Regions from separate parts of the Homo sapiens genome. Here region 2 is linked to region 1. The links are chromatin contacts, found by Hi-C or POLR2A ChIA-PET in ENCODE. All regions are on one chromosome and are shown on one strand. Each heading gives the region's core, a stretch centred on a gene start or an enhancer-like site at or near the end of the contact. The rest is flanking DNA. Distances are from core to core; before and after follow the strand shown.

What was found. Hi-C counts contacts between places; a loop is a spot of excess contacts on that map. ChIA-PET counts read pairs that join two places held with the same protein, here RNA polymerase II (POLR2A). Pooled maps may share reads with other maps.
Region 2: a loop to region 1 is called in a map of naive thymus-derived CD4-positive, alpha-beta T cell, with 4 times the contacts of the local background. The contact joins the promoter of PPP1R9B here to the promoter of ANKRD40 in region 1. A Hi-C loop is called at or near these places in 1 of 168 maps with a recorded cell type or tissue (naive thymus-derived CD4-positive, alpha-beta T cell), 4 of 37 single-sample maps with no recorded cell type and 12 of 50 pooled maps. POLR2A ChIA-PET finds 5 or more read pairs at or near these places in 2 of 52 experiments (OCI-LY7 and activated B cell).

Annotation. Positions count from the first base shown.
Region 1 is chr17:50,706,396-50,709,569 of GRCh38, forward strand. ANKRD40 (ankyrin repeat domain 40) reads right to left here and starts at 1,519. Exons shown (of 5, transcript NM_052855.4): 1 at 1,126-1,519. The coding sequence starts at 1,259. RefSeq lists silencers at 855-1,124, 1,255-1,464.
Region 2 is chr17:50,149,089-50,152,262 of GRCh38, forward strand. PPP1R9B (protein phosphatase 1 regulatory subunit 9B) reads right to left here and starts at 1,589. Exons shown (of 10, transcript NM_032595.5): 1 at 55-1,589. The coding sequence starts at 1,425. All of the region lies in intron 1 of LOC124904025 (a long non-coding RNA gene), which reads left to right. RefSeq lists silencers at 1-90, 941-1,050, 1,700-1,789, 1,860-1,949 and an enhancer at 1,960-2,254.

The DNA of each region.
Region 1 (3,174 bases), core at 269-2,768:
TAACTCTAAGCTAGCAAAATAGTCTGGCTAAGCATTACCTGAATCAAAATTTTAAATTTTAAATGCAGAGAGCGGAATAATGCCACATTCAGTAACTTTCTGTTTTGACCACCAGCAACATCTTAAGATGAGACTCCTTATTTAATTGGGAAGAATTCAATCTGCAGGCAGACATCTAAAGTCTTGGGTGACATTCTGTATTTGAAATTGTAATAAGAAAACTGGCCAGGAACGGTAGGCTCACATCTGTAATCCCAGCACTTTTGGAGGCTGAGGCGGGTGGATCACTTGAGGCCAGGAGTTTGAGACCAACCTGGCCCCATCTCTACCAAAAATACCAAAAAAAAAAAAAAAAAAAATTAGCCGGGTGTGGGGGCGCGTGCCTGTATTCCCAGCTATTTGGGAGGCTGTGGCAGGAGGATCACCTGAGCCGGGGAGGTAGAAGTTGCAGTGAGCCGAGACTATGCCACTGCACTCCACCCTGGGCGACAGGGCAAGACCCTGTCTCAAAAAAAAAAAAAAAAAAAAAAAAAAAAAGAAAGAAAATAATCGATAGGATAAACAAATGAGTTTTCCCTCAAACAGGCAACTACAGGCAGCAGCAGCAAATCGGTTGCAGTGAAACAACAGAGAAGCAGAATGGTGATGCAAATGTGTTTTTTTTTCCTGGTCTTGGCTAAGGAAATCGTGCTAGTTTATAAAATTCATATTTGCTCAGTTGCTTATGCTTTTAGCTCTGCAAGATGCGTTCTCCAGAAGCACCTACGGCAAATTAACTCAACACTCGAATTGGGGTGAGCTCCAACGCATAGTCGCTGAGAATCACTGCCTCCAGCACCGCTCTGACCAAGTGAGCCGGGAGCGCGGGGGAAGGGGGTAGGGCACCAGAGTCCCAGTGGGCGCTGCCCCGAGTGGACCACGTGGGCCGGGATTTGGGCAGGACGCGCTCCCGACCGCACGAGGCATGGGGGCCAGGGCTGGCCTCAAGAGAGCACAATCTCGGAGGCCCGAGGTGGCAGGCCTCGCCGTAGCCAGGCGTCCCGCGCTGGGCCCAGGTCGCGACTGACTGCCCCACGCCTTCCGACCGGCTGCCCTGACCCTAGGCCTCCCCCGCTCCCCACTTACCAGCCGTTGACCTCATTTTGGGAGTTCACATCCACCCCGCTCTCCACCAGTTTCTGCACCTCCCGAATGTCCCCTAAGGCCGCGGCCTCCCGCAGCCTCTCCTGCTGCTCCTTCTGCTCTAGGAGGGCGTTCATCTTCCCACAGCCCCAGGCCCCCGCCCAGGCCCGCCTGCCCCGCCCCGCCCGGGGCCTGTCAGCGCCGCCGCCGTCGCCGCGGCCCGCTCCCGGCCATGGGGAGGGAGCGCGGAACTCGCCCGCCCTGCTCGCGCCGCTGCCCGCGCCCGCCCCGGGACTTCCGCTCCCTCCCGCGGGCCGCCCCTGCTGCTCCCGGCCCGCAGGCCCAGGCCTCCTCCCGGGCCGCGCCTCCCGAAGGCCGGCTCCGGGGGACCCTGTTCAGTGTGACAACGCTGACCCAGATATTTTCCGTTCCGACCCGGGGCTCCGGCGCCCGGGCTGGCTGTTTATGTAACTACTGCACAATATTATATGCCATGATTCATTGACTATTTTTAGACTTCCCCACCCCGCAGTTTCAAGGGAGGAGGACAAGACACATGAAAAGAGAAAAAAGCATAGCTGAGGGCCAGAAAAGCCTTATCCTCTGGTGCAGGCTGTTTACCAGGCATCCAAAATAATTGGTGGGTTCTTTTTATTGGGATTTGGGGTTTTTTTGTTATTTTCCCCCAGTTTGGTTGGCTCCTTTTCCTTATCTGAGCCAATTCGTGCCCAGCAGGATGGGGAAATGGGCTGAAAACGATCCTACTATAATACGCCCATTATTACAGAGATAGATTAGACTCTTCTTCTTTTTGACAGTGCTTGGGGACAATTCAGTTAGAATATTTATTTCAATTGTTGTTGTTTTACATCTCATTTTAGACAGGATTTCTTCTAACCTGGCTTTCAGGAAAAATATTTATATTGTGCTCACAGTTTATGAACTGTAATTACTGCTTACAGATTGTAATTAGTTACTCTTCATGAAGGCCATATAAGGAGAAAAGAAAGGAAAAACACCAAAGAGGCTTTGGAGGTGTCCTGGTCCTGATTCCAAGTGCTCTGGGAAGAGCTGTGGTGTACATGTAAACAGCATTTTGCTTCACTTCTTGCCCGATCTATCTAATGAGGCTCAGAGCCTCAGTTGGCACTGTTTTATACCCAGTGGGAGAAAAAGGAAATATTGTTTTGTTGAGCCCAGGTGCCCTGAAGAGATCCTCCGATGTGGCACAGGATGGAACTTTACAGATGGGGTCAAGATTAAGGAAATAGCCCTGGGGAGGAAGGGAGGAAGGCCTGAACAAGGAGAGATGAAATAGGAAGGGATAAATTTAGGCATGGAGTTTTCATTTCCGTCTCTTGGGGCTGCTGGGATCTGCACAGCAAGCATTTTTCTTGCTACAGTTTAAGAAAAACCAATGTCTGTTTGTTTAGTATGATACAGTAATTCACACAGTACACAGTGCACACCAGGTGGTGCTGAATATAAACTGACTACACACTTAAATTGACCCCCATGGCAAATTGTAACCCTGCTTGAGCTTACATTTTCATTTGTTCCCCCAATTTAAATTTTAATTCTCACATCCAGCATGATACTCTATCTGAAACTGATGTGTATGGCACTGGATTTGAGTCCTTCAACACAATTTCAGTGACATGGGAGTAGGTAGTGGCTTGTTGTTTTTGTTTGCTTGTTTTTGAGACAGAGTCTCACTCTGTTGCCCAGGCTGGTGTTCGGTGGGGCGATCTCTGAGCTCCTTGCAACCTCTAAGTCCAGGTTCAGGCAATTCTCCTGCCTCAGCCTCCCGAGCAGCTGGGATTACAGGCCTGTGCCACCATGCTCGGCTAATTTTTGTATTTTTAGTAGACATGGGGTTTCACCATGTTGGCCAGTCTGGTCTCCAGCTCCTGACCTCATGTGATCTGCCAGCCTCAGCCTCCCAAAGTGCTGGAATTACAAGCATGAGCCACCGCGCCTGGCCTGTTTTTGTTTTTTTGTTGTTGTTGTTTTTTGTTTTTAATGCAGTTAAAAAAAATTGTTCGTGACTGC
Region 2 (3,174 bases), core at 339-2,838, 560 kb before region 1:
GCCGCGTGCACGTGGCAGGGGCGGCGCGGGGGCAGGGCGGGGGGGCTCACTTACTTGGATGGGCGCCGTGCTGAAATGGATCTTCCGGCTCGGGGCTGGGTCCTCCTCCTCCGACAGCCCCGGGATCTCCACGCACCCCGACTCGGGCTCGTAGGGGGGCTCCCCATCCTCCTCGTCGTCTTCGTCGTCCTCCTCCAGGGCACTGCCCGCAGAGTCCTCCCCGAGCCCACTGTAGGCGCTCACGTCCACCAAGTCCGCCTCCGAGAAGTCCTCCTTCTTGGATTCATCTACCTCCTCAGGGGCCACGTCCGGGGCCCGGCCATTGCCCACCCCCCTCTCTGGCGGCGCTACCGCCGCCGCCTCCTTCTCCGGGGCCGCTTGGGCCTTTGGCTCCTCGGGCGCGGGGCTGGCTGCAGTTGCCACGGTGCTGCCATTCTCCAGGGCCGCGTGGACCGTAACCTCGGCCTGGATCACCTCCCCGGGCGCCGACTCGGCCTCCGACTCCCCGCTCTCCTCCACCTCCACCGGCTTAATCTTGCGCACCTCCCGGGGCTTGGGGGGCGGCCGGGCAGGGGCCACTCGGTGCTGCGGGGGCTGCTGCCCTGCGGGGCATCGCTCTTTCTCGGCCGGGGCATCCCCCGACGGGGCGGGCGGCGGCGGCGGCGGGGGCTGGAACACCCGGGACCGCTTGCTGACCAGCTTCGAGTTGACCTGGGGAACCCCTGCGGCCCTGGGGAGCCCGGGCCCGCGGTGGAGGCCGGTCCTCGAGTCGGCCTTCTCGAAGACGGCGCTGAGCTGGCTGACCGTGGGGGACACGGCGTCAGCGTCCAGCTTGTCCAGCGCCTCGGTGCTGCCGTTGAAGCGCACCACGACGTCCAGCTTCCGGTCCTGCAGGCCGGCGCGCTCCTGCCTCAGCAGCCGCCGCGCCGCGGCCTCCTTGTCGCCGCCTGCGGCCGCTGGGGCGCTCCGTTCGAACAGCTTCCGCGTCTCCTGCAGCCGGGACGGCGGGTGCGGCGGCGGCGCAGGCTGCGCGGAGGGCGCGGGCTTGGAGTCGAAGCGGCTCACGCGCTCCGACACGCTGGTGCCCAGCTTCAGCAGGGCGCTGTGGTCCACGTTCTCGTTCAGGCTGCTGGCCCGCGGCAGCGACAGGCGCACGCCGCGCTCGGACGCCCGTGGGGCCTCGGCCAGGCCCGCGCCGCCGCCCGCCTCGCCCGAGGGCCCCGCCGTCGTGCCCATCTGCAGGAACATACTTTTGATGCGGTGGACGTTGGAGCCATATTTCTTGTGGTGGGCCCCCTTGGGTGCCTCGTCGGGCCCGGGCGCGTCGGGCGGCTTCAGCGCCTGGATGCCCGCCTCGTAGGCGCTGCGGTGCGGGGAGGCGCTCCGGAGGGGACCCCCGGGCCCCCGTGGCTCCGTCTTCATCATGGTGGGGGGAGCCGGGTTCGCATGCCCCTGCTCCCCGCTCCCCCGCTTCAACAGGCGGCTGGCCAAGTCGGGACCACCGCCCCCTCCCCCCGATAAAAGAAACCCCGAAGGCCTTTTTTAGGGTCCCCCCAAAACCAAGCTGCCAAAAACAGTTAATCCCGCTTTAAAAAAAAAAATGAAAAAAAAAAAATCTCCAAGCGCCCTGTGTGTGGGTCGCCTCCCCCAATCAAGCTGCCGAAGACAGCCAGCCCCGCTTCAAAAGCCCGAGCGGCCTGGTACGGTCGCCCCCACCCAAATTAGCAAAGCGGCGTCTGGGGCCGGTGGGAGCGCGCGCCCTGCCCGCGAAGCAGCCGCGGTGTCGCCGGCTCACATCGTCCGAGACGGTGTCAGCGGGGCTGGCAGCCCGGGCGTCCCCCAGTCCGGCCGGAGGCCTCGGCTCTCGGGGGGCCCGGCACCCCAACGCCCATGGCTGCTCCGCCGGCCCGGGCCGCTCCGCCGCCGCGCCTCCCTCCCTCCCTCCCTCCCCCCCGTGCCCCGAGCCTCGGTCTTTCTCTGGCTTTGCCCGAGCGGCGGCTGCCGGAGACCGAGCGGCTGCCCTTCTCGCAGCCGCCGCTGGGGGACTGGCACCTCTGGGTCCTAAAGGGATCGGATTTCCGGGGCCGGAGCCTGTGAGCCCTCCCCTTCCCCTCCACCCGAACGGATCCCCTCCCCTCCCCAGCCCTCGCGGAGAGCCTTCCGCTGCCCCCGGACGTTGGCCAGCACTCTTCAACCTGCTTCCATCACAACTTCTGACTGCGGTCACAACCCACAGAACCGCACCTCCATGAAATATTGGGGGGAGGCAGTACATCCACGATGGTCTCAGTGTGAGGGGAGGGGGTTTGTAGGGAGGGGCAGAGGTTCATTCTTCAGTGTCCTCGGAGCTAGCTCTTCGGTGTGCTTCAAGCCTTTAGCATCAGAATCGCTGGGCACTTGGTAAAAATGCAGATTTCTGGGATCTCTCTCGAACCTTGTGAAGGAGAATCTCCGAGGCTGAACCCAGGAATCTGCATTTTAACACTTCACTACAGGCAATCTTTGGCCCCCTTGGAGGTGTGAAACCTTGGTCCAGCGCTGGTGACCTTTCGATGGTGGGGGAGGGGTGGTGAAGAAAGGAGGTGAACCCCGTCATCCAAGTAGCAGGGGATCACCAAAACTGCCGAAGTCTGGAAAGGATGTCCTGTCGCCTGTCTGCTGTGCACCCGTCTTCAGGCCCCTACCCTGGCACTCCTGCCTCTCAAACCGGAAGGAAGGGTTTGGGAGCAGGAATTCGAGAGGCCTGGGGCCAAAGTTTCGCCAGTGAGAGCTCTAACTTGGGTCTCTGATTTAAAGGATCCTGGCCACTGTGTTCCGGTTGGGGTGGGGGGGTGGGGAGGGTGACAGTGACTTACACATCCCCTGTCCTGGCAACCCAGAAAGCTGTTTGATGCCCTCTGCACCCCCCGCATACACAGCTAGGGTGCTGGCGCTGCCTGGGCCCTGGGTGTGAGAGTCCGCCCTCTGGACAGGTCCAGGTGAGCTGGTTCATTCCACACATCCCAGAAACTGGTGAACACAATGGGCCCTAGGACCCAGAGAACAACTCAGGCACAAAGCCTCCCCCCACTCCCAGCTGCTTCCTGCATCTCAGGCCTTTCTGCGGCCTCTGCCTCCTCCCCCGCCCTCTTCCCCTCCATCCTCTTCCTCCTTTTCCTAATCTCCCACTCTCTC